Regions from separate parts of the Homo sapiens genome. Here region 1 is linked to region 2. A link is an interaction called in ENCODE POLR2A ChIA-PET data of the cell type or tissue named here. Cell type or tissue: HepG2. All regions are shown on one strand. Each heading gives the region's core, and the rest is flanking DNA. Links, peaks and the distances in the headings are about the cores only. Region 1 overlaps CHST3 (carbohydrate sulfotransferase 3). Region 2 has its middle 43 kb from the start of SPOCK2.

What was found. Peaks named below come from ENCODE experiments on the same cell type or tissue, not always from the same donor. Only the 100,000 strongest peaks of a DNase experiment are listed, where the experiment ranks them.
Region 1: POLR2A ChIA-PET joins it to region 2 with 12 read pairs; 7 of 35 experiments call an interaction of 5 or more read pairs at or near these places.

The regions. Positions count from the first base shown.
Region 1 is chr10:71,980,821-71,991,640 of GRCh38, forward strand. All of the region lies in intron 1 of CHST3 (carbohydrate sulfotransferase 3), which reads left to right. Among named protein-coding and RNA genes, the nearest start is that of CHST3, 22 kb to the left of the region's middle. RefSeq lists enhancers at 4,148-4,197, 4,258-4,327 and a silencer at 10,799-10,820. In HepG2, for the core only: no CTCF peak of the experiment used is centred there; DNase peaks (open chromatin) are centred at 6,211 and 6,552.
Region 2 is chr10:72,040,414-72,051,233 of GRCh38, forward strand. No RefSeq gene overlaps it. Among named protein-coding and RNA genes, the nearest start is that of SPOCK2, 43 kb to the right of the region's middle. In HepG2, for the core only: a CTCF peak has its summit at 4,092 (motif pointing left); a DNase peak (open chromatin) is centred at 4,218.

The DNA.
Region 1 (10,820 bases), core at 4,822-7,321, 58 kb before region 2:
CTGAGATACTTGAGGATGCTGGTCAGGCATTGTCGTTGGGATCTTTAACACCACCCTCCTAAAATCCAGCTCACACTATTAATATAAAGTGTTGCATGTAGAAAAGGCCTGCTAAGCAAAGGGACATTTATGCCTAGCCCTAGTTGAATTCCCTGCCTCTCAAATCCCAGACCTGCAGAACATAAAACCCTCCCAGCCTTTCTGAAAACACTGTTCTTCTAAAGGCAATGAAAGGCGCTATTTAGCATGTGGGTTTCAACTTTCTGTTTTTTCAAAGGGAAGAAGGTAGGTCAAGCGTGACTGCCCCATGGGGAAGGCTGTCCCCGCTGGCTCTGGTAGGGGTCTGGTGGGTTTCACTGGCGGTCCCCAGTTTCCCAGCTTTAACCGGAAATTTTCCTGGCATTGTATCACGCGGCAGCACCTCGGCCTTGCAGCCTGCCAGCTTTGGAGACTGGCCTGTATCCCAAACTGCTTCTGCTCTCCAACCAGGGACTGTCAGCCCCCACCCCTAAGCCTCCTCCTCTGTAGCCTTGGGGCCTCCATGGGCCCCTCCCCAGCCTCGCAGCCCTCCAGAAGCCAGCCCTCAGCTGGGAGCAGCTTTGCGAGGGAGGGGAATGTTCAGTGGGCACAGAGCACTTCTGTTCCAGTAACAATGGCCCGTTGATGACTAGATTCTGCCCAGGTCAGCTCCCTCAACTGGACTTTGAGGAGGAGAAAGGACTCCAGCCCCCCCAGGCAGCCATTTCTGGGTGTGAGGTTGATTCAGAGGCCTGAGCCTCTGTCTGCCCACAGAACCTCATTCTTCAGGCCCTGGTGCAGCAGGGAGAAACGCCCATCCCAGGGCAGTGTAAGGCCCCAGGAGTGATTCCGTTCTGTCCAATTCAACAGTCAGTTATTGAATAGTCCTGGCCACTGAGGTTTGGTGCTAAGTAGCTGTGGGGAATAAGAATAACTGCTGACATGAATTCAATGCTTCTTACTGTCAACCCCGCCCCTGGCTGCCCAGTAGTCTCTAGGGAACTTATAAAAATTCCCAGGCACAGATTCCTCCCACCTCAGAATCTTCAGGGGTGAACCCTTGGCACTGATATTTTTTAAAAGCTCTCAGAGTGATTCTCATGCCCAGCAGGGATGCAGCATCACTGGCCTCCAGTCTGTCAGATGCTGTGCTAAGCATTTAACTTGGAGTACCCCATTTAAGGAAGCAGGTGCTTATGGGATGCTGAAATGTGGCCCCCACAGATGTCCACGTATGAGCCACCAGCACCTGTGGATATGTGAGCTTGCATGGTAAGGACTGTCCAGATGGGATTAAGTTAAGGATTTTGAGTTGAGAGATTATCCTGGATTATCCAGGAGAGCCCTAAATATAATCACAAGTGTCCTTATAAGAGGGAGGCAGAAGATTTGACTACAGAAGAGGAGTGTCAGAATAATGCATGGTGAAAAAAACTATCAGCCATTGCTGGTTTGCAGATGGAGGAAGGGGGCATGAGCCATGGAAAGCAGATAGCCTCCAGAAGCTGGGAAAGGCAAGGCTGCAGACTCTCCAGAAGGAACCCAGGCCTTTTGGCACCTTCATGTTAAGTCAGTGAAACTGACCTCACACTTCTGACATTCAGAACTGTACGATAATCAGTGTGTTGTTCCAGCTGGGCACGGTGGCTTATGCCTATAATTACAGCACTTTGGGAGGCTGCAACGGGAGGATCTCTTGAGGCCAGGAGTTTGAGACCAGCCTGGGCAACCTGATGAAACCCCTGTCTCTACAAAAATAAAAAAATTAGCTGAGTGTGGTTGCACGCATCTGCCCCGGCTATTCAGAAGCTGAGGTGGGAGAATCTCTTGAACCCGAGAGATTGAGGCTGCAGTGGGCCATGATCATGCCACTGCACTCAGCCTGGGCAACAGAGCATGACCCTGTCTCAAAAAAAAAGGAAAGAAAGTAAGTGTTATTTGAAGGTACTAAGTTTGTGGCAATGTGTTACAACAGCAGTAGGAAACAGATACGGGGCTGTCATTAACCCTGCTTTACAGATGAAGTACGGGGGCCAGGCAGTCACCTGGGCTCACCCAGCTAGTGGGCTACCGAGCTGGAAGAACCAGGTTGTCCGACCCCTTCTTCACTGCCCACCACACCTCACCACACTGCCCCCTCTTGGCAGTCAGACAGACATGGGTTCAATCTCAGCTCTGTCATCTTCTGTCTGTGTGTCCTGTGCTGCTGGTGAGGCTTGTTTGGCCAGGGGGAGGCCCCAGGAAGGGGAGGGGTGGAGACCAGTTGGAAAGATAGGGTGGGCCAGGTTGTCCCCAGGTGGAAGAGTTTGGACTTGATTTTGGAGGAATGGAGCCCACAGGGCACTGTCTGGTCTCCTCTGCCATATTTCTTGATGATGCCTCAGACCCGCAGGCCTGCTCAGTCTTTGAGATCTGACATAATGCAGCAACCCAGCTCCCATTGAGAACCTCAGGATTGGGACCAGAATCATCATTCTACTCCTTGTCACCCACAGCCAGTGACAGCCATTTATCTGGGACGGCCAGTGAGCTCCTGTTTCCCAGGAAGCCAGCAGTGGCCCTGGTGCCTCCAAAATGTTTCTTCCAAGATTCTCCTAGAACCATGCATTTGGGACCATGCCTTTTTTTTTGAAAAGGAGTCTTGTTCTGTTGCCCAGGCTAGAGTGCAGTGGCTCAATCTTGGCTCACTGCAACCTCTGCCTCCCGGGTTCAAACAGTTCTCTTGCCTCAGCCTCCTGGGTGGCTGGGATTATAAGCACATGCCACGATGCCTGGCTATTTTTTGTATTTTCAGTAGAGACGGGGTTTCACCATGTTGTTCAGGCTGGTCTGGAACTCCTGAACTCAAGTGATTCACCTGCCTCGGCCTCCCAAAGTGCTGGGATTACAGGCGTGAGCCACTGCGCCTGCCCAAGACCATGCATATTTTTTAGAGTAAAAGTATGAAATACAAACAAATACAGAGAGTTTTCCAGATGAGGCAGGAAAATAGGGTCTAGAGGCAGGGAATGTAAGGCCAATCACACTTCAGCTATAACAGGAAATACCCTCTCCATAGCTCGTGCTCTGTAAATGACTTTGTAACTTTACTTCATCCTCTCCATTTACATAGGGCGTACCCAAAATAACAAATGGAATCCTCTAGAGGGTATTTAAACTCCCCAAAATTCTGTAACGGGCCTTTTGTTTGTTTGTTTGTTTTGAGACACAGTCTCACTCTGTCACCCAGGCTGGAGCGCAGTGGCGCAATCTCAGCTCACTACAGCCTCCGCCTCCCAGGTTCAAGCAATTCTCCTGCCTCAGCCTCTCGAGTAGCTGGGATTACAGGCATGCGCCACCGCACCCAGCTAATTATTGTATTTTTAGTAGAGACGGGGTTTCATCATGTTGTCCAGGCTGGGTTCGAACTCCTGACCTCAAGTGATCTGCCCGCCTCAGCCTCCCAAAGTGCTGAGATTACAGGCGTGAGCCACCATGCTCGGCTGACGGCCTTTTGAGCTCCTGTGCTCGGGCCGCCCCACGCTGTGGAGCGCACTTTCTCAGTAAATCCCTTCATCCCTTCCTTGCTTTGTGCGTTTTGTCTAACTCTGTGTTCAAGACACCAAGAACCTGGACACCCTCCACCTTTAACACAAAGCCACACCACAAGTTGGTGACAGGTCCTGAAAGATCAGTTCCTGACTAGGACTCTGATCTGTCCACTGCTGTACAGCTGCTCCCTTCTGGCTAAATCAGCTTGCTCAGACACAGAGCATAGTGGTTGAATTTGTGGACTGTGGAGCCAGGCTTCCTGTGTTCCGATCCCAGCTCTGCCTTTAACTCAGGGTAAGTTTTCTCATCCCCTTGCCTTTGATGGGGATGGTGACTATTATCCATAAGCATTATCCAGGGTTCTTCCAAAGATTAAGTACATTTATGTACATGAAGTACTTGGAACAATTCCTTGTTCACTGTGTTAACTTCTGTTACTATTCAGCTCCTCTAGGGCAGGGGCTGTGTCTTTTCCTTCCTGTTCCTAGTGCCTGGTTCCATGCTTGGCCCAGAGCAAGTCCTCAGCAAATGAATATACTTGTTTCATGTGAGCTTTTGTCACTCAGAGATTCTTTAGGTACTTTCCCAAAAGCTTGCACTCTTACAAATTTCCATCTTAGTTCTTCAAATCTTTCTTCTCCTCCTTCCTGCCGCAGAATTGCCATAGAGCAGCCTGAAGCTTGCTCTGCCCCTTGCAAAGTCCAGTGAGCCGTTCAAAGATAACCCAGATGTCCCAAGCCTCCCAGCCAGAGTGCCTGTGCTGCGCAGCTGGCGTGGTTGCCCCAGTCTCCTTCGCCCCAAGGCCATGCTTGGCCGACCCCCTGACCCGCTGAGGTTGCGCAGAGCTTTTTGGGCCCTGTAGCAGCACTGCTTGGGCACCAAGCCTTGCATGGTCTCATGGGACTCACTGCCTGCAGCCGCTAGTCCCAGCTCCCCTCCTTACCAGAACCCACACCATGTTGTCCAGCTGATGGGGGATCACATATCATGCTATTCCCTCCAGGATCCTGTCCCCTGTTTTTCTCCCCCTGCCATGAGGAGTAGCATCCTCATTTAGCCTTTCCCTCAGAAAGTCCCCACGCTTATCACTACACATGAATAGATCCCAGGAAGGTCACTTTCTCATGGTTCTGCAAAAAGCCAAACTCCAGTTGAGGTCCAGTTTGAACCCAACTAGTTCACTCCTCTGCCCTAGAAAGGCCATTTCTGCTCAATCTTACTGCCCCACCTCTACTTCCAACTTGCAAAGATCTCTTGAAACCCTGCCTCCTGTTGTGGGAGCTAGTTTTCTTTTCTTTTTTTTCCTTTTCATTACACAGTTTCATTTTGACATAACAGTAGATTCACACGCAATTTTAATAAATTGTACAGAGAGGTCTCATGAATCTGTTACCCACTTCCCCCTATGGTAACATTCTGTGAAAGCCTAGCCTAATGTCACAATCAGAATGTTGACTTCATACAGAATCCCCTGTGGTGCCCTTTTATAACTACACTCACTTCCCTCCTGCCCCCACCCCTTCCTTGACCCTTGGCAATACTAGTCTGTTCTCCATTCTTACAGTTTTGTCATTTCAGGAATGTTCTATAAATGGAATTATGCAGTGTGTAACCTTTTGTGATTGGCTGTTTTCACTCAGCACAGTTCCCTGGAAATTCATCCAAGTTATTGTATGTGTATCAGTGTTGTTTTTTTTTACTAAGTAGGTAAAACAAGGGACACAGACCTGTTCTCCTGGCATCCCTCCCTGGTTAGCAAGAGATTCAGCAGGCCGCTGCCACTCTGGCCTTGCTGATAGCTAGTGTGTGTGCAGGCAGCAGCTCCCGCTGTCTGTAAGAGCGCCAGGGTAGTGAAGTTGGGTGCTCTAAAAGTAGTGGCTCTCCATCTTTGCTGATTCTAGGTTAGAATCACCTAAGGAGCTTTAAGTAATCTTGATGCCCAGGCCACACCAATGCAATCTGAATCTGGAGGTGGCACCCAGGCCTCAGTGATTTGTAAACTTCTCTGGATGATTCTTATGCTGTCAGAGTTGAAAACCAGTCCTCTAAAACAGCCGCAGCAGATTCACAATAGCTGTGCCATCCTCCACCCATGATAGATGTCACAGAGCAATCGCAGCACTCGTATTTTCAAATACGGCGCTCCAGGCAGCCCCTTCCCATCTGTCAGCTTTGGCCCGGGGTGGAAATTGACTTGCCCTCTTAGCTGAGAAACCGTTTGGCCATGGCCATGTCCAGGTGTGCCCAGGCCCGAGGCCTGACATGTTAGGTGAGTGTCCCTGTAAGTAATGCTGGAAAGGTGGGCCCTTGACCGATAGGAATAGTTGCAGCAGGCAGAGATCGCCTGGGGCTGGTTCTATAAGATAAACCCGAAGTGGATCAGCCAGTGTCCCTCCCCTGCAGCCCAGCATGGGGAGAGATGTACCCAAGAAATACCAACCAACAGTGCCATTGGCATAGACGGGCTCTGGCTGACATTTGTTCAGACCAGCAATAATGCCCAGCCTGTGTGCAATCTTCCCAATTTTCGGAGCTCACACAGCTTCCTTGATGCTCACAACAACCCTGTGGGGCCAGCCTAAGCTCAGAGAAGTTAAATTCCTCACCCAACGTCAGCAGAGAGTAAGTGGGAGAGCTGGGACCCACTCCAAGTCTGTCCGAGTTCAGGGCCATCTGTCCAACGCTCAGAGCAGTTAGACAATTGACCTCTGTTTCCACTGGCAGACCGAGTGTAGATGGGCTCCTCTGTGGCCATAGATCAGTCAGAGGATAGCAGCAGACACATGCGGACCAAGCCTCCTGCTGCCCAAGACCCCTGTGGCCCCTCTCTCCCTAACCGCTGCTTCTCCTACAGATCTAGTGCAGAGATGTTGGACAGAACACAAGAGGTTGAAGTCAGGGCGGGAGCAGGAAAAAAAAAAAGAATAAGAAGAAAAGAGGCTGGAGTTCCTCCTTTCATCACAGGAATAAAACCCCTTCCTGCTGTCAATGGGACCATTAAGTGGGAGTTTGAGGAAGCTCCAGAGGATTCAAATTCTGTTGCCACTGTATAGAAACAGAGGAGACCGACGCAGTGACTCACATCTGTAATCCCAGCACTTTGGGAGGCTGAGGCGGGCAGATCACTTGAGGTCAGGAGTTCAAGACCAGCCTGGTCCGCATGGTGAAACCCTGTCTGTACTAAAAATACAAAAAAATTAGCTGGGCGTGGTGGTGCCTAACTGTAATCCCAACTACTCGGGAGGCTGAGGCAGGAGAATGGCTTGAACCCGGGAGGCGGAGGTTGCGTTGAGCCAAGATTGTGCCACTGCACTCCACCCTGGGTAACAAGAGTGAGACTGTCTCAAAAAAAAAAAAAAAAAAAGACAGAGGAAATAGAAGTAGGGTTGGAAGAAAACAGGGAGCAGAAGAAATTCTCCTCTCTGTCCTGTCCCTTACTTGATCATTCTCCAGGATCAGAAAGCCTCCTTAGAAGGTCAGGAAGGAGGATAGAGCAAGAATTAGGGATCCTAGACTTATGCATGGAGAGTTTTTCTCTACCCGGTTATCTCAGAAATCCTGTAATGGAGCCGTCTTTCCAGAGGTGCAGAACAAAATGGGAAGCTGTGGCCATTGTGTAGCCATTGAAGGCTAGCCCATGGTCCCCTCACAGCTTCCATGGGCTTCTCCCGAGCATGTGCACGTATGATGCACCCATTGCATGTATACGTACATGCACACATTTCTGGTCAAAAGGTTGATGATTGATAAAACTGACAAAAGCTCCAAACCCCACAAATGAGCACAGCGTTTTGTAATAATGAGCATGACCAAAATGGGAAAAAATAGGGCACATGAGGGATGAGGGAAGAAAAAGGACTCCAGGGCCCAGAAGATTCCTAGGCTTCCTTAGCCACCTCCTCCTAAAGTAGGGGTAATAAGTACATGGCACATGTGCCAGCCCTTCCCCTGTGATATAGTTGGGATATTTGTCCGCACCCAAATCTCATGTTGAATTGTAATCCCCAATGCTGGAAGTGGGGCCTGGTGGGAGGTGTTTGAGTCATGGGGGTGGATCCCTCATGGCTTGGTGCTGTCTTCCTCATAGTGAGTTCTTGCCAGATCAGGTCATTTAAAAGTGTGTGGCACCTCCCCATTCTCTATCTCTCATTCCTGCTTTTGCCATTTGAAGTGCCTGCTCCTGCTTTGCTTTCCGCCATGATTGAAAGCTCCCTGAGGCTTCACCAGAAGCCAAGCAGATGCCAGCACCATGCTTCTTGTACATCCTGCAGAACCAAGAGCCAATTAAACTGCTTTTCTTTATAAATTACCCAGTCTCAGGTATTTCTTTATAGCAGTGCAAAAACAGCCTAATACACCCTATCTATACACACAGCAGACATCACTACTCAACTGCCATGTTCTTTCCCACAGAAAACAAGCCTGATCTCAGGATTCTTCTCATCAAAGTGCTCCAGGCTGCCAATTACCAACCTATTAGCTTTTACTCATGAGATGAAAATGATTTGCCAGGCCGGGTGTGGTGGCTCACACCTGTAATCCCAGCACTTTGGGAGTCCGAGGCAGGTGGATCACTTGAGGTCAGGAATTCGAGACCAGCCTGACCAAAATGGTGAAACCCCATCTCTACAAAAATGTAAAAATTAGCCGGGCATGCTGGCACTCACCTGTAATCCCATCTACTCAGGAGGCTGAGGCAGGAGAATCTCTTGAACTTAGGAGGTGGAGGTTGCAGTGAGCTGAGATTGCGCCACTGCATTCCAGCCTGGGCGACAGAGCAAGGCTCTGTCTGACAGAAAGAAAGAAAGAAAAAGAAAGGAAGGAAGGAAGGAGAAAATAATTTGCCAGCCTCAGCTTGAGCCCAGGAGTTCGAGACAAGCCTGGACAACAGGGAAAGACCCTGACTCTCCAAAAAGCTTTTTTTAAAAATAGCGAGGTGTGGTGGCACATGCCTGTGATCCCAGCTATTTGGGAGGCTGAAGCAGGAGGATCACTTGAGTCCAGGAGGTTGAGGCTGCAGTGAGCCATGATCACACCACCGTATTCCAGCCTAGGCAGTGGAGCAAGACCCGTCCTCAAAAAGAAAAAAAAAAGTTGGAAACCTGATACAGTCACCATTTTTGTCAGGATCCCTCTTGCTTGTTCTGGGTTAGGTTCATCACAAAGCTGCTTAGATGGACTTGGTTATTCAAGTAAATATTAAGCGCTAACTGTGTGTAGGATGATGGATTGGGACACAACTCCATATGCTTTTTATTTCCATTATTTTTATAACTTTCTCTTATATTGATATTTTAGTAACATGGTAACAAATTTAAACAATAGAAGAAAGTAGAAGTTAAAAGTCAGTGACAGTTCCCACCCATTCCCCAGTTCCCTCAACCACTCTTGTCAATCTCTTCTTTCCATCTCCAAAGATATCCAGCATTTGCATGGATCCAGTCCAGTTTGTAGGCAGTTGGTAGCATGCCACGCATACTCTTGCCCTTGCTTTTATCACTCATGTCTTGAACAGCATTTTATGTCAGCCCTCCAGAACTTCCTCTTTCTTTTTAATCATTACAGAGTATTGCACTGATAAATGTACCTAACATTGAGCTAACAAGTTGCTGTTTTTTGTTTTGGTTTTGGTTTTGCCTATTAACATGCATTAATGTCATGGTTAGCCTTTTGTAATTATAATCGATTTATTGTTGTATATGTCCTTGTTGTATCCATGCAAATATATCAGCAAGATTAGTTCCTAGAAGTGGAATTCCTGGGTCGAAGAGTGTTATAGCAGTCCTTTGGGGCTGCTATAACAAATACCATACACTGAGAAACTTACAAGTAGCAGAAATTTATTGCTCATGGTTCTGGAGGCTGGGAAGTCCAAAATCAAGGAGCCAGCAGATTTGATTTGGGGAGGGCTGCTCTCTGCTTCCAAGATGGCACCTACCTGTGGCGTCCTTACCTGGTGGAAGGAGCAGACAAGCTCCCTTAGGGCTCTAATAATTTTTCTTTTTTTTTTTGACACGGAGTTTTGCTCTTGTTGCCCAGGCTGGAGTGCAATGGTGTGATCTTGGCTCACCGCAACCTCCACCTCCCACGTTCAAGCAATTCTCCTGCCTCAGCCTCCTGAGTAGCTGAGATTACAGGCATACGCCTCCATGCCCAGCTAATTTTGTATTTTTATTAGAGATGGGGTTTGTCCATATTGGTCAGGCTGGTCTCAAACTCCCGCCCTCAGGTGATCCACCTGCCTCGGCCTCCCAAAGTGCTGGAATTACAGGCATGAGCCACCATGCCCAGCCTCTAAAAAGAACACTAATCCCATTCATGAGGGCTCCACACTGGTGACCTAGTCACCTCCCAAAGGCCCTACCTGTTAATGCCAGCACACTGGGATTCGATTACAACACAAAAATTTTAGAGGGGCACAAACATTCAGCCCATAGCTAAGAGTATGCATATTTAAAACTTGTGATGGTTTGGCCAAATCATCCTTCAGAAAGGACACTCCCATGAACATTATGTATTAGGACGGGACGGGCTATGCTGTAGGAACAATTAGTCCCCCAAATCTTAGTATTTAACACAGCAAAGGCTTGTTTTTTCTCTTGCGTCACATCTGATGCAGATGGGGTGGCTCTCTAAGCAGCATCCCAGGGATCCAGGCTGCTTCCATTGTGAACTAAGCCAGTTGGAACATGTGGCCTCCACTGTTGCCACAGCCAGGGGAGAGAGGCCTGGATGAATGTGTGGGAAAATTTTAAGCAAAGTGGCTTACATCACTTTCACCCACATCCTACCTGTCAGAACCAGTCATATGGCCTCAGCCTGACTGCAAAAGAGTCTGGGCAATGTGGAGGAGCCCCTGGCCACTCGATGAGCCTCACGTCTCTGCCAGTCGGTTCCCCAGAAATTCACCCACACAGTATATTCCAGGGCGTTTTGTTCTTCGCTAATTAAATATATGAAAAATGGCGTCATGTAGACTGTCGTTCTGCCCTGCACGTCTGTGCTTTCTTTGGGCAGTTGCCCTCCGCCTTTTTCTGCTGAAATATTCATAGGGGATTATGTTCACTCCAGACACACTCCAGTGGCCTTCCCCAAATTTTCCCAAAACCCCAAAACCTTTTGTGGGGAAGCCCTAAGACATTCTATATTTTGGCTGTTACAGGCATACCTCAGAGGTATTGCAGGTTCAGTTCCAGACCACTGCAACAAAATTAATATCACAATAAAGCAAATCACACAAATTTTTTTGTTTCCCAGTGCATATAAAATTT
Region 2 (10,820 bases), core at 3,240-5,739:
CCAGGAAAGACTAGGAGGACAGAGAGGATGGAAAACCAGGAGGAGCAGGCCAACCGCCCACACTTTCCTGCCAAGGGATGACTGGCAGCTGTGGAGATGGCACCTGCAGCAAGGTGCACCCAGGGGCCTTGGGGAGGGCCAGGCCCCCATCTCGGGAGATGCCTATCTGACCCAAGGCTGGACAGCTGGGGCTGGAGATGACCCCATGACATCTCTCACCACCCAGGCAGGGTAATGAAGGTGTCCCCTTCGCCTGGAACACTTGCTGCTCCCTCATACTTCAGGCCTTAGTTTCTCTCTTTAAAAAAAAATTGTATAAATATAAGAGGTACAGGTGCAGTTTTGTTCCATGCATAAGGTGAAGTCTGGGGTTTTAGTGCAACCATCTCCTGAATAGTTTACATTGTACCCATTGAGTAATGCCTCACCCCTCACTCTCTCCCACCCTCCCGAGTCTGCAGTGTCCTTCATTCCCCTCTGTGGGTCCATGTGCACTCCTTTTTTTTAGCTCCCACTTACAAGTGAGAATATGCGGTATTTGACTTTTTTTCTGAGTTGATTCACTTAAGATAATGGCCTTTGACCAGGCGCAGTGGCTCACACCTATCATTCCAGCACTTTGGGAGGCCAAGGTAGATGGATCACCTGAGGTCAGGAGTTCGAGACCAGCCTGGCCAACAGGGTGAAATCCTGTCTCTAGTAAAAATACAAAATTTAGCTGGGTGTGGTGGTGGGCACCTGTAATCCCAGCTACATGGGAGGCTGAGGCAGGAGAATCACTTGAGCCCAGGAGGCGGAGGTTGCAGTGAGCTGAGATCACGCCACTGCACTCCAGCCTGGGTGACAGAGAGAGACTCCATCTCAGGAAGAAAAAAAAAAAAAGATAATGGCCTTTGGTTCTATCCATGCTGCTGTAAAAGACATGATTTCACTCTTTTTTATGCCTGCATAGTATTTTATGAGCATATATACCATATTTTCTTTATCCAATCAACCATTGATGGACACTGAGGTTGATTCCATATCTTTGTTATTGTAAATAGTGCTGCTATAAACATACAAATGCAGGTATCTTTTTGATACAATGACTTCTTTTCCTTTGGGTCGATGCTCAGTAGTGGGACTGCTGGATTAACAGTGGTTCTAATTTAGTTCTCAGTTTCGAGTCACCTTCTCAGGAGGGCCTTCCTGACCTGCCTGGGTAGAGCAGCCCAGCCTGCTGGGTGCTGGTGACTATTTTCACATGCTTTATTTCTGCCTCATCGTCCTGGATCCACAAACTTGTGAAATCCATGGAGCTCAGCTTTGTCTGGCTTCCCCCACTGCCTCCAACACCCAGCACAGGGCCTGGCTTGCAAGGGGTGCCTGGTCCCTCTGCACGAGGCCCAGAACTATCATCGTAGTTCACTTGCTCACAGGACAGGATGACAGGAGGGCAAGCTGCACCAGTAGGTGTTCACGGATGCATGGGATAAAGGCAGGGCCCCACACAAGATAAAAATGCAGGGCTCTAGTTCAAGGATTCCTGAGCAAGGTTAACGTCAGTGGTGAGGCCATGTTTGTACCATGTGCCTTTGGTATGATGTGAGGGGAAGAGCACTTTACCTCTGGGGTCCTCCCAAAACCCCATAACTCAGTGGGCACAGTGGCTCACACCTATAATCCTAGCACTTTGGGAGGCTGAAGCGGGCAGATTTCCTGAGCTCAGGAGTTCAGGACAAGCCTGGCCAACATGGTGAAACCCCATCTCTACTACAATACAAAAAATTAGCCAGGCATGATGGTGCATGCCTGTAGTCCCAGCTACTCGGGAGGCTGAGGCAGGAGAAGCTCTTGAACTGGAGAGGCAGAGGTTGCAGTGAGCCAAGATCGTGCTACTGCACTACACCCTGGGTGACAGAGGGAGACTCTGTCTAAAAAACAAAACAAAACCCATAACTCCAGTCTAACCAGGAGAAAATCATCAGACAAATCCAAATTGAATGACATTCTATAAGATAACTTACCAACACTCCTCAAAGACTATGAGGAATTTCAAGACGACAGCAGAGTGTTAAACCAAACGCCAAGCCCTTCTAAGCACAGGGCCTGGGCGATAGCACAGGCCACATACCTGGGAAGCAGCCTGGGCAGGAGGCCTGAGAAGCAAATGTGGGGTGCCCCAGGCCCCCACAGCCCTTGGAAGCAGGAAAGGCGTCCCTGTGAAGGAACCCTGTGGGTGGGGGTGAGGATGGGGGAGGAACCAGGGGCCTGAGCTGCAGAAGGGGTAAAGGTGTGACTGCGGGCAGGACCCAGGGCCCCTCTCTGAGGGTCCTCAGCACAGGGGGGCTGCCATGAAGTTGGGCACTGCCCATGCAGGCCATGCAGCCCATCTACAAAGAGACCCCCATAGCTGCAGGGCCCCAGCAGCTGGGACATCAGAGTTCAGCCACCCACAACCCATGAGTGTCCCCTGCATCCCGAGTCTGCTCCTGTCCCCAGCAACAAGCAAAACAAAGATGGAAGGAGCCCCCTCAGTGTCAGAGACCCCTCACCGTGAGGGTTCAGCTCTGACCCCCACTAGGGCGTGCAGAAGCAATGCCCAATCAGGAACAAGACCAGCACTTTAAATTAGACAGGACTCATTCAGAAAACTATGTCAGCAGAAAAACAGAGAATCTTCTCAAGATATCTCCAAGGGGTAGAAATTGGGGCATTTGGCTTTCCCCAGCTGATAGCAGTGTTTGGGTGGAAAGTAACATGCCTTCATATTCAGGTCAAACTGGTACAGATTCCTCAGCAGTTCCCAATGAACTCTACGGGGAATGCAAAGAATGTTCTAATGAGGAAGGGGTCAGGAGGCCTGGGCTCTGGTTCTCTGTTGCCAATTTGCTGTGTGATTGGGATGAGTCCTTAGCCCTCTCTGGGCCTCAGTTTCCTTGGCTGAACAGTAAGGAAGCTGTTTGGGGTGAGCTCTGGCAGGCAGGAGCCTACTGTCCTCACTCTCCTGCAGGGCTGGCAGGGAAGGGAGAGAGATAGGCTGGGTGAGAAAGGGTCTCTGGGGAAAGGAGGAGAAGAGGGGCTTTCCTGGGGCTGATAGAGGCAGGGGAGCATCCGTGCAGAGGTGACACGGGGCGCCGAGGGGGAGGTTCCGCTGTGGTTAGGAGCTGAGTTCAGAACTCACACTTGGGTTTGGATCCTGGCTGTGCTGTCTACTTGCTGGGTGACTTTGGGCAAGCAGCTTAACCTCTCTGGGTCTGTTTTCTTATCTGCAATATAGATGAAACGGCCATCCCTATCTCACGAGGGTGCTCTAATTAGATGAGGCAGGGCCTATGAAAGGCAAAGGTGGTCAGGATGATTGAGGGCAATGGCGCTTTGCGAGCTGATACTACCTTACAACAACCCTGAAAGGTGACACTGTCAATCCTTGAGCCCTGAAGAAATGGACAATCAGTGCAAGAAAGTGTCACCCAGCAAGAAAGTGAACAGGACCAAGCTCCCCTACTCCACGAGGGTTCCCCAGAGGCATGTACAATGGAAATTGACAACAGGAAAATCAGCAGCCCAGTCACCATTTGAAAAGAAGCTCATGGCCCGATGCAGTGGCTCACGCCAGTAATCCCAGCACTTTGGGGGCCAAGGCAGGTGAATCACCTGAGGTCAGGAGTTTGAGATCAGACTGGCCAATATGGTGAAACCCCATCTCTACTAAAAATACAAAAATTAGCTGGGCATGGTGACAGGTGCCTGTAATCCCAGCTACTCAGGAGGCCGAGGCAGGATAATCGCTTGAACCTGGGAGGTGGAGGTTGCAGTGAGCCAAGATCTTGCCACTGCACTCCAGCTTGGGCAACAGAGCGAGACTCTGTCTCAAAAAAAAAAAAAAGAAAAGAAAAAAAGAAAGAAAAGAAAGAAAGAAAAATGATGAAAGAACCACCCCCCACAAAAAAATGAAAGGGAGACAGACAGGAAAGAAAGGAGGGCAAGAAGGAAGGAAGGAGGGAGGAAGGAAGGAAGTGCAGACAAGCCCCTGACCCATAGCACTGCACACAGCCTCTTCCCAAATGCCCTGGTGCAACCATGCCAGGACGGCCTGGAGCAGCACCTGCTGGCCACTTCCCTGGCCGCACGGTGCTGGCATCCTCCCTGCAGTCCAGCAGCCGTCCTCCACTGGCCATAAAGGCCCCTTTCTCTGGTGGCTGTTTGTGTTGGGCCCTACCCACCTCCACGGGCAGCCTCCAGACACTGCTGGCAGGCACGAGGACACAGTCCCTGCCCGCTGCTGAAGGGCCGCCTTTGTGGACACATGAACCAGCCGGCTGGTGCACCCTGGCCCTTGGAAGCCAGCTGCTTCCCCCTCCTGCTCATCCAGGAGGTAAACAGGACCGACAGCCAGCCTCTGCCACGTTCCCAGCCCCCTCCCCACCCAGCTCTGCGAGGTCCTGAATCCAGGAATGAACACACAGCCCCTGTTCTTCCTCAACCCACAACATAAGTCACTGCTTCTCTGGCCAGGCAGCATGTATCACAGGCACCACTGACGCGTGCTGCCTGGAAACAGGGCCCAGTCCTGCTTCCGCAGGCCTCCTGGAGCTGTGGGTGAGGCAGGACCGGGATCCGCCTGGGGCCACAGCTAGGGACAGTTCCAAGGTGTATTTCTCATTTTTAAAACACTGCATGTATTTAAACATGCCCTGCCTTGTTCCAGAGAAGATCTAAAGCAGCTACAAGGACACATCAGATGCAACCAGTGTAAATGAAGACTCGGATGAAATGCTCAGAATGACTTTTTTTTTTTTTTTTAAGAGACAGGGTTTCACTCTGTTGCTCAGGCTGGAGTGCCGTGGTGGGATCCTAGCTCACTGCAGCCTCAAACTCCTGGGCTCAAGCAGTCTCCCTGCCTCAGCCTCCTTAGTAGAGACTATAGGTGCACGCCACCACACCAGGTCGAGATTTTGAGTATAGTTTAAAACAGAGGAACATCAGAAGCCATGTAAATGTTCAATGATAGGGAATTGATTAAATAAATTACAATATAGCCACACAATTCAATTCATAATATTTATTATGCAGTGATTAATACTGAAGTTATAGGTATAGAACCTAATTAATTTACTACTTATGTATTTATAGAACCTAATGGCAAGTTTGTATGTATAGGCCTAAGAGGATTTTTCCTCAAAGGGAGCTAGAAGTCTCATGACCTTCTTGAAATGACTATGGCCTCCAAGAAGTCAAGAGTCACAGTATAAACTCTATGTATTGTAAAATCCCACTTTTACGTATGTGTGTAGTCTGGGAGGCTGTACCACAAACTTCAAAGTGTCCTTATCTCTGAGTATTAGAATTGTGTATTTTTTCATCATTCTTCTACCAGCGTGATCTATGCCCTTATCATGGTAAGCCACAACTGTGGCCATACATCTTCAAGCAACCAAAGCAAAACCAAAAATGTGGTCAGTTACTATTTCCCAGTGTTCATAGGAGAAAATAAGTGACTGCTTTTGGCATTAAAGAGGGTAGAGAGTTCTCTGGAGAGGCAGGGCAACTGGGAAGGAGGCTGGCTCATAGAGTGTGAGGACAGGGTGCAGGGAAGCCTCGATGAGGGGCTGAGGCATCTGCAAATATCAGACAATCCATCTGTCCAGGGGAACACCTGGCAGCCTCCCTCGGCTGGCCCCATTCAGGAAAGGGGCTGACTCATTTCTTCAAAATAGGATAGAGTGAGATGGGGTCAGACACTCGCTGTTCGCTTCTTCATAAGAAGGACAGGTAGCAACATCGCAAAGAGTCAGCCAAGAGTTGTCGACTGTCTGGCACAAGTAGAAGAATATTTGGAGGTTACTGAAATCAGAATATACAGAAAGCTGTTCACTCCACCCAAGCCTAGGAGGGCTTTTCCACCAACCTCAGAGGAAAATCTACAGAACATATTCAAAAGTGTTCCAAATATCTATTGCTGAGTCACAAATCACCCCAGAACTTAGTGAACTAAAGTTCACAACAGCAATCCTTTTATTATCTCTCATAGTTTCTGAGGTCCAGGAAATCAGGATGGGCTCAGTTGGGTGGTTCTGGCTCAGGAAGGATCTCATAAAGTTGTAGTCAGATGGAGGCTGGTGTTGGAATGGCTCAAGACTGGAACAGCTAGGGATGGCCGAGTGTCTCTCTTCATATAGTCTCAGGGCCTCTCCATGTGGTCTCTTCATGTGTGACAGCTTGTGCTTCCTAACAGCATGGCAGCTTCAGGATGGCTAGTCTACTTATATGGCAGCTCGGGCCTCCAAGCCCAAGTATTCTAACTGACCAAGCAGAAGCTGCATCACATACTATAGGCTAGGATTGGAAGTCATCCGTGTTACTTCCATTGCTTTCTATTGGCTATGAGCAAGCAACAGGCCCAACAGATTCAAAGATGCAGGACACAGACCTCTCCATGGAAGGAGTGTCAAGGTCACTCAACATCATGTAGATTGAGGGATGTTGCAACCATCTTTGGAAAATATAATCTTCCACACAGAGCCATCACCAATATCCAGAGCAGGTAAGAACAAACTGAGGCAAATGCAAGTCCCGAAACCTTTGGCCTTTGAACATTTGACATTGACACCCTAAGACTACCTTTTATCTACACCAAATTCAGCCATCATAGGCCTCAGTTAACCCACAAACACTTTGAGCTGTGATAGGCCCAAGTGTCGGCCAAGAAATGAGCTTTGGCAGTGGCCATCTTTGTCTGTCAGCAAGGCTGAGTTTGGGCAATTATTTAAATACACTGTTGAGGCTGGGCGCAGTGACTCATGCCTGTAATCCCATCACTTTGGGATGCCAAGGCGGGTGGATCACCTGAGGTCAGGAGTTCGAGGCGAGCCTGGTCAACATGGTGAAACTCCGTCTCTACTAAAAATACAAAACTTACCCAGGCGTGGTGGCACACACCTGTAATCCCAGCTACTCGGGAGGCTGAGGCAGAGGATCATTTGAACATGGGAGGTGGAGGTTGCAGTGAGCCGAGATCACATCACTGCACTCCAGCCTGGGTGACAGAGTGAGACTCCATCTCAAAAAATAAATAAACAAAAATAATAAAATAAAATAAAATACACCACTGAGTTTTACCCATACTATCTGATTTTTGAAAAATGAGTAGAGGCCGAGCACTGTGACTCACACGTGTTATCCCAGCACTTTAGGAGGCTGAGGCAGGAGGATCACTTGAGCCCACAAGTTCAAGATCAACCTGGGCAACATAGTGAGACCTCCATCTCCATTAAAAAATTTCTTAAAAGGTGGAAAACAGAAAAGTGGACCTACAGATGGAAATTATGGAAAAGGTGTTTGCTCCCACCCCTAAGACAGCTGAGGCTGAGACGAGTTAAGAGGGGCTCTCATCCGCCCATGTTGGATGAGAGTTAGCTGTGAGTTAGTTCTCTGGTGGAAAACAAAGAACAACAGCAACAATAAAAGAACAAATAAAACAATGTGTCTATCTAAAGTATTTTGGGATACAGTTATACAATGCCTGGGATTTGCTTTAAAATATTCCAGCAAAGAAACAAAAAGTACATAGAGGGACCAAGATTTGTCATGAGTTGCTAATTGTTGAAGCTAGGGGTGGGTACATGAGGGGTGTTTGTTTGTTTGTTTATCTGTTTGTTTTCTGAGACGAAGTCTTGCTCTGTCACCCAGGCTAGAGTGCAGTGGTGCAATCTCAGCTCACTGCAACCTCCACCTCCCAGGTTCAAGCGACTCTCCTGCCTCAGCCTCCCGAGTAGCTGGGATTACAGGCGCATGCCACCATGCCCGGCTAATTTTTGAATTTTTAGCAGAGATGGGGTTTCACCATGTTAGCCATGGCTGATCTCAAACTCCTGACCTCAAGTGATCTGCCCACCTCGGCCCTCAAAGTGCCGGGATTACAAGCGTCAGCCACCGCACCCAGCCATGTGTCAATTTTCTTAAGTTAATTGATTGATTCATAATCAAGAAAAGTCTTCAAATGGTTATTGTTGGCTGTTCCTTTCTTTTCCCTGTAGTATTCTTTTGCTGTTTTTGAACTTGTTTTGTCTGCCAAGGGAGCAGGTATCTTTAGTGGACAAGGGGTACCAGTCATAAAAGATTAAGAGACAATTATGGAAGAGTAAATGTTAAATAGAATGAATTTTGGTCATTAGCCTAATCCCAGACCTCCCCCGATCCCATCCACTCCCTGACTTGAAAAACCTCCGTTGGATTTCCCTGGCCACCTCCTGGGCCTGGTTGCCAGAGGCGTTTTCTGACGCAATGCCTAGCACGCCCTCTGGTGGCTACTGGCAGAAGTGCATAGGTCCGTGCTGTCTTTCTGAGCTCACAGAAGCCAAGTTTTAGAGCTTCCACTAGAGGTCACAAACTGGTTGCTCTACAGGCTGAATGCGACCTATAGATGTGCTATCTATAAAGCATGAATATAGGGACCAGGTTCTTAATATGTTACCAGCATTTAAAAATCTAGATATTTTACGTACAAATCCAGATTTCTGGCTTCTTTGGAAAGCCAAGTCTGACAATGACAGGCAGAGACCCGCACTCTCCAGTTACCCGTCTGGCCTCTGTGGTTTATGTTCAGTTTCTCCAGCACACAATCCCTGTAGTGGGCGGAATAATAAGTCCCAAATATTTGTGTCCGCCAGGAACCTTGGAATGTGACCTTATTTTAGAAATAAGATCTTTACAGATGTAATTAGTAAATCACCTGAAGATAAAATCATACTGGATTTGGGGTGGGCCCTAAATCCAACAATTTATGTCTCTATAGGAAGAGGGAGAATACCAGCTGGGTGCAGTGGCTCACATCTGTTATCCCAATGCTTTGGGAGGCCGAGGAAGGAGGATTGCTTGAGGCCAGGAGTTTGGGATGAGCTTGGGCAGCATAGCAAGACCCAGTCTCTACAGAAATTTTTAAAAATTAACCAGGCTTGGTGGCTCACACCTGTAGTCCTAGCTGCTCAGGAGGTTGAGGCAGGAGGGTCACTTGAGCCCAGGAATTTGAGGTTACAGTGAGCTATGATCATACCGCTGCACTCCAGCCTGGGCCACAGAATGAGACCCTGTCTCAAAAAAAAAAAAAAAAAAAAGAAGAAGAAAGAAAAAGAAGAAGAAGGAGGACAAGAAGAAGGATAAGGAGAAAGAGGAGAAGAAGAAGAATGAGGAAGACGAGGAAGATAGACAGGCACAGAGGAGAAGGCCATATGGAAATGGAGACAGCCTAGAGTGAGGCATCTGCAGGTCCAGGAATGCAAGGATGGCTGGCAAACACAGAAGCTGGGGACAGGCCTGGCACAGATCCTCCCCAAGAACTTCAAGAAGGAGCCAACCCCACTGACACCTTGAGTTTGAACTTTTGGCTGCCAGAACTGTGGAAGAATAAATTTGTGTTGTTTTAAACCACCCAGTGTATGGTCATTTCTCATGACAGCCCTAGAAAACCAACATGCAATCCCCAGGAAACCCTTGCCCTTCTACAACATCCCGCAAACAGGCCTCTGCTCTAAAGCCTCAAGGGAGGGAGAGCTCACATCTCCCAGCTGAGTGATGGACTAATCATTGGAAAGTTCTTTCTGCTAAACCGGTACACAACACAAACAACACAAAATCAGGCTAGAGTCTATAAAAAGTGGGGGGAAGTGTACCTGGAAAACACTGAAAAAAAGTGGGTTGAAACAAGATCATAAAAAGAAAGAAACCCTGCTGGTAGTGGGATCAGGGAGGGCTTCATGGAAGAGGTGGCACCTGAACTGGGCTTCAAGGATGGCTATGACAAGACAAGCAGAAACTGGTGGGAGTGCAAGGCATATTCCAGGCGATAGAGCAGTGAAAGACCCAGAGGAGGAACGTGTGGGTCATGCACAGTAACATTCATCCATCCCTTCCTTGAATATTTCTTCACCAAGCAGTGAGCAATGAGCTTAGTTGGATGAAGTTATGTGGCCAAGTGGGGTCAGTAGGTTGAAATGAAACAGCAGAGTCTAAATCTTTACAAAATCCTGGGTCCCCAAGCATGCTAAATAAAGAATTTGACATTTACACACCTCCCCAGGGGTTTTCCTTCAAGCTATTTCACTCACCTCTTGTATAGAGAGGGCTGTTGGTTTTGTGTCTTTCCAGGGTCCCTTCCCCTGGTAATAGACCCATGCCCTGGAGGCAAGCATGGGCACATGACTGGCCCAGACCTGGCCAATCACTGCATTCCATCCACCTGGCAACAGTAACGGATCCAATCAGGGTCCTTCCCTGGGATTAATATGCAGATTTCGGGTGCAACCAGCTCTCTCTGTCTGCTGGGGCAGTCTTGTTCCCTGCTACATGGAGACAGCCCATCAGGAGTCAGACAGAATGAGGCCAACAGGTGAAAAGAAACAGTAAAGCAAAGACGGTCAGCATGGAGGAGCCCTGGGGTGCTGAACTCACAGTTGCCATCCCCAAAGACCTGGTTCCTCAAATTCTTCCTTCAATTCCAAGACTTGCTGCAGGATCCCCATCTTCTGTGAGAGCCAATACATTATTTCTCTGTCTAAGCCAGTCAGAGTTAGGTAGGTGTCTGTCACTTGCAACCAAAGGCTCTTGGCTGGTACAGTCCTGTTTCTAAAACCCTGCCCCTGCTGACCAAGCAACCAGTGAAAGCAAAGGGAGACGGTGCCCATCCTGGCAGCAGCCCTCTCTCCGGTTCAGACAGGTCACTCCAGGGCACTTTCTGATGGGTGCTTAGTGCTGAAAAGGGTGACGCTGAAAAAGCACAGGGATGTGAATTGAAGTCAATTATGAATAGGGTAAGAGAAGATAACAAATCAGACTCTCTCCAA